3 separate regions of the Homo sapiens genome follow, and regions 1 and 3 are each linked to region 2. A link is a contact called in ENCODE Hi-C or POLR2A ChIA-PET data. All regions are on one chromosome and are shown on one strand. The core of a region is the stretch at or near the end of the contact, and the rest is flanking DNA. Distances in the headings are between cores, read along the strand shown. Region 1 holds the start of PLK4 (polo like kinase 4). Region 2 holds the start of SNHG8 (small nucleolar RNA host gene 8). Region 3 holds the start of TIFA (TRAF interacting protein with forkhead associated domain).

Region 1 (2,700 bases), core at 33-2,532, 9.6 Mb after region 2:
TCCTTAATTTGATAAACATACAAGAGGATACCCTGGTTCTTAAGAAATTCACACTTTAGAAATAAGGGGTATAAGAGCATAGTGTATGTAACCTATTTTAGAATGATTCATAAAATACAAATAATAGGCTTATTTATATATTTATACATGTATATTACACATGAAGAATAGTAAAAACAAGTGTGGCAAAATGTTAAGAATTGGTTAATCTGAGTAAAGGACAACAGGAGTTCTCTATTATTTTTACAACTTTTCTGTAAGCTTAAAATTATTTGAAACTAAAAAGTTTAAAAAAAAAAATGGGCCGGGCATGGAGGCTCACGCCTGTATTCCTAGCACTTTGGGAAGCCGACGCAGGCGGATCACCTGAGGTCAGGAGTTCGAGACCAGCCTGGCCAACATGGTGAAACCCCGTCTCTACTAAAAATACAAAAATTAGCCAGTCGTGGTGGCGCGTACCTGTAAATCCCAGCTACCCGGGAGACTGAGGAAGGAGAATCGCTGGAACCCAGGAGATGGAGGCTGCAGTGAGCCGAGATCGAGTCACTGCACTCCAGCCTGGGCGACAGAGCGAGACTCCATCTCAAAAGAAAAAAGAAAAAGAAAAAGAAATACACACTAACATCAAGGAAAAGAGCTTTCACTTAATAACAGAAGATCTAAGTTTGTGCGCTACTTCTGTTTGTTAAATATCCTTCCTTAAGCATCACACTTTTCTCACCTGCAAAACACCATCCCAAACTTACAGAGGTCTCTTTTGATCCATACAAATTATGTGTATGAGAGATCTAACTGTAAATTATTATACAAATGACATTATAATATTAAATACTTAGGAGTTTGCCAAAATAAAGAATGGAGTTCGTTTTCTTAAGGTACCGTACACATTAACTACAGTTATAACAAACTACGGAATAAGCGGTAGTGGTGTAAACGGTGTTCCTTAAAGGAAGGTAATGTTTTTTGCCCTGTTCCGTCAAGTCTTAAACGCTTGACATTTTAAAATAGTTTTAAACCCTTTCCGGAATTAGAAGTGGTATTTCGGACCGTGAAGTAACCGATCAGCCATAAGTGTCCCATCTTTAAGGCCTGCTCTTTTACCCGTCTTGCAGAAGTTCTTCCGAGAGTGGGCCCGAGACAGCCTCCCGCCCGAACTAAACTCTCCGCAGCGCTTCCGGCCCTTGGCCCCGAAGTCTAGAACCCTGGGCCGGCCGCAAAGGAAGGTCTGCCGCGCATGCGCGCCCCGGCGCAGCCTATCCGGAGCGATCCATCTCGTTACGTCACCACCAGCCTAGCTCGGACGGCAAGCGGCGGGAGATTTTCAAAATGGGAGCCCAGAGGCACCGCCCAGGCCTCGGAAGGTGTCAGGGAGAACTTTCCGTGGTTTCAGCGTCGTCGCCTGGAGCGGCGGTTTAGAGAGCCGAGCCTGATGGGCGCCAAGGCCGGCTGGCTGCTTGGAGCGCTGCCTCGAAGGGACTGCGTGAAGGAAGCTAATCCGGAGAACCCAGGCCAGAGCCTGGAAATATGGCGACCTGCATCGGGGAGAAGATCGAGGTGAAAAGACTCGGCAGTCTGCAGCGGGGCGGGTGGGAGTAATTGTGGGAGGACACGAGACCGCTGTGGGAAGGGGAGCGAACGAAGCTAACGGCTGCGGGGCGGGCACCGAGGTGCTTAGGGAGGGTCCCAACGGCCCAGACCCCTGCTGTTTAGGGGCGGAGCGGCCCGCCCCTCAAGAGACAAGAGTAGGGAAGGCGGGACAGGTGAGTCCCTCCCCGCCCGGCAGTGTCCCGAGGCACTGCGGCTTTCTTTCAGCAATCCCGCCCGAGCTACCGCGTTAGAGCAGGGCAGGGCTACCTCCCACTTCTCCAAGGGGATGGCGGTTATCTCCGGCGGGAGCTGCGGCGGGATTCTGACCGAGCCCTCCGCTCCCGGGGATTGGCTGGAGATGGGAGGAGGGCGCTTAGGCTGCACTGAGGTTGAGGAACCAGATCACTAGGGTGCACCATCACCCTGAGCTTCCAGTCCAGCCTGGAAGCGCAGGTATCCCCGCACGGAGTCAACATGCCTTCCACCCTAGACACCTGCTGCATCGAGGTGTAATACCCGCTTGAATTTTGTCAAATTCCCCACTCGATCCATTTTATCTTCTTTTTCCAGCCCCTTCCCATCTTCCTTTCTACTGTGAGTCATCACACATAATCTTTAATTTTAACTTTTAAGGATTTTAAAGTTGGAAATCTGCTTGGTAAAGGATCATTTGCTGGTGTCTACAGAGCTGAGTCCATTCACACTGGTTTGGAAGTTGCAATCAAAATGGTAAGAATAAACTAATCAACTTCTCTCCTGTACTTTGCAAGTAACTAGAGAGGTATCAGAGATGTCAGAAACTCCTTGTCTACTAGCCTTTCCTTTGATTATAGTGTAAGGAACACTTTACATAGGCAGAAGACAATAGTGCCAAGTCCAGCCGTTGAACTTAAAAATATTTTAGGAAAGCCTTGACCTTGCTTAAGTAAGTTTTATCTTCATTAATGTTCAGTAGACCTCGTATGTGGTGTAATTATCCATACTTGGAGTAATGAGTAGAAATCAACTAACAAATAATTTGTTTATAGTTCACTGTGTATAATTTTGTATTTCCCTGTAACATACAAAATATTATTCTTGATTGTTAGAAGTCAGCCTAATAGGAGTAACATA
Region 2 (2,700 bases), core at 76-2,575:
AAAAGTAGCCAAGTGGTGGCACACGCCTAGCAGGAGGCTCGCTTGAGCCTAGGAGGTGGAGGTTGCACTGAGCCAAGATCATGCCACTGCACTCCAGGCTAGGCAACAGAGCAAGAATGTTTCTAAATAAATAAATACATAAAATAAAATCCTTAAGCCAATCTTCATTTACCAACCAATTTTTAATTCTTTTATTTGTTACCACATTGTCTCTCCTGAATATCCAAAGGCTCAAAGCCTTGGTTTGAATGCAGCTAAATTCATTGGGTTTGATCTCAAGTCAAACTTAGAAATACTGTCATCTCAGCCACAAATTTCACACTAAAGTAGATAGAAACCACTACTAAATCACTACTTTGTCTTAAAATGAAAGTATAATAGACTGTAAGGTTATAATTGCTTTTTTAAGTTAAACTTTGTTTTACATTTACAGAAAATTTGCAAAAATGGAGTCCCCACACCCCCTTCATCCAATTTCCCCTACCATTAATATCTTACAATACCATGGTATATCTGTCACAATAAAGAAATCGGTATTGGCACTATTACCTAAATTCCACACTTTGTTCAGATTCGCTAGTTTTCCATTAATGTCCTTTTTCTGCTGGAGATCCCAGCCAGGATACCACATTACATTTAATCATTATGCATCATTTTCTCTGGCATAATAGTTTCTCAGACTTTTCTTGTTTTTGAGTAGTGATTAGGTAATTTGTAAAATGCTAACCAGCGATCTCAGCTCACCATAACTTCCGCCTCTCGGGCTCAAGAGATTCTCCCACCTCAACCTCCCGAGTAGCCGGGACTACAGGCGTTCACCACCACACCAGGCTAATTTTTGTATTTTTAGTAGAAACGGGGTTTCGCCATGTTAGCCAGGCTGGTCTCCAACTCCTAACCTCAAGTGATCCGCCCGCCTCGGCCTCCCAAAGTGCTGGGATCACAGACGTGAGCCACCGCGTTCGGCCCCTTTTTCTAATATTGTCTAAAATAAGTATCCTAAACAGGAAATACCAAAAAAATCCCCCTCGCTTTCGTGACCTACACCGGTAAGCGTCAGGATCTTTCGCTATGCGAGAACCTTTTGGCTCTCGTATGTGCGCATGCGTCTGGATCCGGAGCCAGGTGACCCGCTCAGACGTGGACCATGTGCGGGGGAGGGGGGAAAGGAGCCGCGAAGGGGGTGGTAGACGGAACAGGTGGAGCCGCGGCGGGGCTAGGCGGGGCGGGGAGTGAAACAGCATAGGCTCCGCCCCTCGCGGCGCTTCCCCCGGAATAGCGTCATCAGTTCTATAAGAGAGCGTGTGCCGAAGGCCTCGGCCTTTCACATTCGGGAAGCGTCGGGATTAGGTGAAAGTACGTAGTTGTCTTTCGTAAGTTAAAATGATAATTGGGCCGAAACTTACTGCCTTACCTAAAAGGCAGCGCAGTCAGGATATTGGTAGGTCGGGGGCGGCTTTGGAAACCCTTAAGTTTACAAGCATGCGCGGACTTGAGTGCTCATTAGGTCGCCGGGCGTCCACGTGCAGCCCTGGACCCTGAACCCCGGCGTGCGTGGGCCGTGGGCCCTCGGGGAAAGGTTCCGTGCACTCGGGGACTCCGGTGAAGCCTGTTCAGCCGTCTGTGTCATGTGGCCATCTTGAGTCTACTCTGTCGCTCTTGTGCCCTAGCACCCCGAGAACCGTCAGTTTGAGCCAGATGGTGAGTAATAACCTGTAGCAGTTTGGTTGCTGGTTAATTCTGGATTGTGAATCTCCATGTATCTTTGGGACCTGTCAGCCGTGGCAGTCTCCCTTCCTAGCCATGGAAGAGCATATCCTTGTTTATTGGCAAAGCTGTCACCATTTAATTGGTATCAGATTCTGACTTGCACAAGTAACATTCACTGTTAAAAACCTAGAGGGTGCCGGGTTATTGGGCAAAATTTCTAAACCGTTGTTCAATGTTTCTAGGAAGCTGAGCTGAACACATTACGATGGATGATGGAAACATAAGGTACATTTCTTTTTTGATATTTCTGAGTTAATCTGAAACGCCTTAGCGGCAGGACGTTGGAAAGCTAAAGTTGGCCCGTTTTGCTGGCTTTTGTAGTTTGAGTTAACAACCAACTGAATTAGCTGATAAGATCTCAAAACAGTGAGGTAAGTACACAGCTCGGAGTTTTATAATGCTTTTTTTCTCTTGCAGACTATCAAGAAATCCAAGTGGTAATGGGCGAAGTTTATTCAGCATCCGGCAATGGACTTATCGTAGTTGGGGAAACGGGTGTTCCGAATAATATCCTGGAAGTTATCAGGACACCTATTTTAAATATAGGCCTGAATTTTGTAAAGTAATATTTAAGGTGGTCCGTGATAATTAAATAAAATGCTTAATTCATGTGGCTACTCATTGTTCCTTGACTGAGTGATTAATAGACGGAAAGGTAGTTAATAGCATAATACCTCCTATTTAGTGTTACACGCTCATGTGGAAGTAGTGTGAGTACAGTTCTAAGGTAATTGCAGCCTTTGTGAAAAATGTAAAATATAAAAATTACCAGGCTACCCCCAAGGGAGACAGCAGACTCTTTTTAAACCATACAAAAATTTAAGGCAGTTATACAAGGTGGAAAATTATGTATTTATTTACACAAATATGCACAGAACACTTGTATCTTTCAAAAGTCACACTTAAGACATAGTAAAAGCATGTTGTATG
Region 3 (2,700 bases), core at 76-2,575, 6.0 Mb before region 2:
AAAATGTTTACTTTCATTTCCCCCCAACCCCCTCGCCTCCCCAGTTCCCCCTGAATATATTCTCAAGAAAGAGTATGTCTTTGGGTGGTTGCAAGTAGGAAGTTTCAAGGCTTTTCTCCCTAACGAATACCGAACACTGAGCACACAGGAGGGGAACAGAAACTTGGAAGCAGAGCAAAGGACCAAGTTATCCTCCTGTCTAACCCTGCTCAACAGGATCACCCTGAAGTGTGGCTCTGAAGATATTTGTGAACTCTGGCACAGCTGTTTGGCAGAATTAATACTAAAACCACAGGTCTTGCAAAAACAAAGAATCAAAAAAAAAAAAAAAAAGTGAAAACCAAACAGCAGGAGGAAACCCTTAGGAAAGCTCGGTGTCTTTCAGACATGAGATTTTCTTTCTCCCACTCTACTTGACTGGCCTGACCTGGGGTCCAGTCCCACTTCCTGGTGGCTGCGGAAATCCGCAGTGAGGCTCAGTGTGGATTTTGGCTTCAGAGGATTTGGGAAATTCCACCTTTCAATCTGAAATCTGGGGAAAGTCCCAGAAAACAACGGATTACTATATTTCTCTCATGAACCAGACTGAAGCAAGGAGTCAGGTCTAGGACCAAGGACCTCGGCACTCCAGGGAGCCCAGGGCCCCTCAGAAAGGTCTCGCTTGGCCACCGAGAGCGTGGGGCCGTAGCAGTTGGCAAGCGGGGGAGGGGGGTCACGCACAACTGCTCTGGAGCCACACTGCATAAATGGCATTCGTTTTTGTTTTCTGATTAGAAAAACGTTGAAAAGAATACCAAAGTACAGAGAAAACACACCCCCATCTCCAATGTTTCCTCATTTATGTAAATATTCTCATATTTTATAAAACAGGGAGGTGCTGTCTATAATTTTTGCAGGCTTTCCTTAGCATATGGTGAGCGTGTGCCAGGTGAGCAGGAGCAGCGGGGGATGACTTCCGATCCGACACCCCCAAAATCTCCTGGACAAAGCTGCTGTCTTTGCGGGATAAACAGAAAAGGGCCAGTCCCCACCTCACCCCCAGCCCGCCGCCCCGCAAGTACCTGGGGCTGGGGAGTCAGTGAACTCTCTTCAGCTGTTCGGCTCTCCCGGCTCAGAGCGAGGGGAATCGAGGAGACTGGGCGCAGGATGGGGGTGGACACCCGGCCGCTGCTCCTCCGCGCGGGTAAGTGTGAGCCCCGGGGTGCGGGGAACCGAGCCAGGGACCAGTGACCGCGAGCCGCCGATCCTCCCGCGCTCCCGCGCGCGCGGCCTGCCTTCCCACTGGCTGGCAGAGCACGTCCTCTCGCGCCCGGGGCCTTTGTAAAGAGCGCAGCGGTGGCGCGGAGGTTTTCAGGCTCCGCCCGCTCCACTCGCGCTCCCGCCCCTTCCTTCCTCTCGAGGTGACCCGGCAGCTGGCGCCTTTCTCACCAGGTACCCAGCCCCCTGGCCGCCTCTCTCAGTTCTCTGGCAGGGTTTGGTGCGCGGTACACCGACCCGGACCGCGCCTTCCCAAACGAGTGGCCTCTCCTCCAGCCCGATTGGCGAGCTAGAGAAAAGAAGGGAACTGGATCACTTCAGCATTAAGGAGGACTTTTCCCCAAAATGAGTGTTGCCCCAGGGCGTGGGCAGGCGGGGAGCTGAACTAATCTTTCGGTGACTCCAAGGATACCAAGCAAGCCAGTGCGTGGCATGCACGAGCTCCTCTAATCATCGCAGTCCCCCTTACACATGAGTAAACCGAGGCTCAGAGAATGGTGGAGTGTGGCGAGCAGAAGTGGAATTTTTTTTTTCTTTTTTTCTTTTTTTGAGACGAGTCTCACCGTGTCGCCCATGCTGGAGTGCAGTGGCGCCATCTCGGCTCACTGCAACCTCTGCCTCCCGCAGAGGCGGGATTTGAACTTGCTCCAGGTTGCCCTCGCCTTACACCCAGCAGAGCAGTCCAGTCGCTTTCTCTCCTGCCGCTTGCATCGTAATGGACATCCAGAGTCCACAAGTAAAAGCTGGTACATGATGAAATGGGAAACACCTCTCAGGAGTCCTTTATAGCTTAGAAGAAGGTAATGCTACCTTTCTGCCTCAGTGAAAAGATTTGGAATCACCTAAGTGTGAAGAACCTAAGGAGAGTAGGTGTCAAGAGAGGATAGACCCGGGTGCCGTGGCTCAAACCTGTAATCCCAGCACTTTGGGAGGCCGAGGTGGGCGGATCACGAGGCCAGGAGTTTGAGACCAGCCTGGCCAACATGACGAAATTCCATCTCTACTAAAAATACAAAAGTTAGTTGGGCTTGGTGGTGGGTGCCTGTAATCCCAACTACTCGGGAGGCTGAGGCAGGAGAATCACTTGAATCCGGGAGGCAGAGGTTGCAGTGAGGCCGGGATGGCGCCATTGCACGCCAGTCTGGGCAACAGAGTGAGACTCTGTTTAAAGAAAAAGAGAGAGAGAGGATAGACACTGTAGAGACCAGCAATCCCTGTTGGGAACCAGTGTCATGGAAGACTTTTTCCACAGACTGGGGTTGGGGCCACGGGAGATGGTTTCAGGATGATTCAAGCCCATTTCATTTATTGTGCACTTTATTTCTATTATTATTGCATTGTAATATATAATGAGATAATTATACAACTCACCATAATGTCGAATCAGTGGAAGTCCTGAGCTTGTTTTCATGCAACTAGACGGACACATTTGGGGGTGATGGG

Evidence for each region. Hi-C counts contacts between places; a loop is a spot of excess contacts on that map. ChIA-PET counts read pairs that join two places held with the same protein, here RNA polymerase II (POLR2A). Pooled maps may share reads with other maps.
Region 1: a loop to region 2 is called in a pooled map, with 9 times the contacts of the local background. The contact joins the promoter of PLK4 here to the promoter of SNHG8 in region 2. A Hi-C loop is called at or near these places in 2 of 50 pooled maps. POLR2A ChIA-PET finds 5 or more read pairs at or near these places in 2 of 52 experiments (AG04450 and CD4-positive, alpha-beta memory T cell).
Region 3: a map of CD8-positive, alpha-beta T cell shows a loop between it and region 2 (16-fold over the local background). The contact joins the promoter of TIFA here to the promoter of SNHG8 in region 2. A Hi-C loop is called at or near these places in 2 of 168 maps with a recorded cell type or tissue (CD8-positive, alpha-beta T cell and naive thymus-derived CD4-positive, alpha-beta T cell) and 10 of 50 pooled maps.

What each region holds. Positions count from the first base shown.
Region 1 is chr4:127,879,611-127,882,310 of GRCh38, forward strand. PLK4 (polo like kinase 4) reads left to right here and starts at 1,283. Exons shown (of 16, transcript NM_014264.5): 1 at 1,283-1,554; 2 at 2,221-2,316. The coding sequence starts at 1,525. RefSeq lists an enhancer at 1,367-1,606.
Region 2 is chr4:118,277,437-118,280,136 of GRCh38, forward strand. It overlaps SNHG8 (small nucleolar RNA host gene 8), which reads left to right and starts at 1,326. Exons shown (of 3, transcript NR_034011.1): 1 at 1,326-1,356; 2 at 1,953-1,995; 3 at 2,188-2,387. SNORA24 (small nucleolar RNA, H/ACA box 24) reads left to right here and starts at 1,754; the gene lies at 1,754-1,884. It overlaps PRSS12 (serine protease 12), which reads right to left. Exons shown (of 13, transcript NM_003619.4): 13 at 2,602-2,700. RefSeq lists an enhancer at 854-1,033 and a silencer at 1,104-1,153.
Region 3 is chr4:112,284,579-112,287,278 of GRCh38, forward strand. It overlaps TIFA (TRAF interacting protein with forkhead associated domain), which reads right to left and starts at 1,326. Exons shown (of 2, transcript NM_052864.3): 1 at 1,062-1,326. RefSeq lists enhancers at 99-278, 309-428 and a silencer at 1,069-1,378.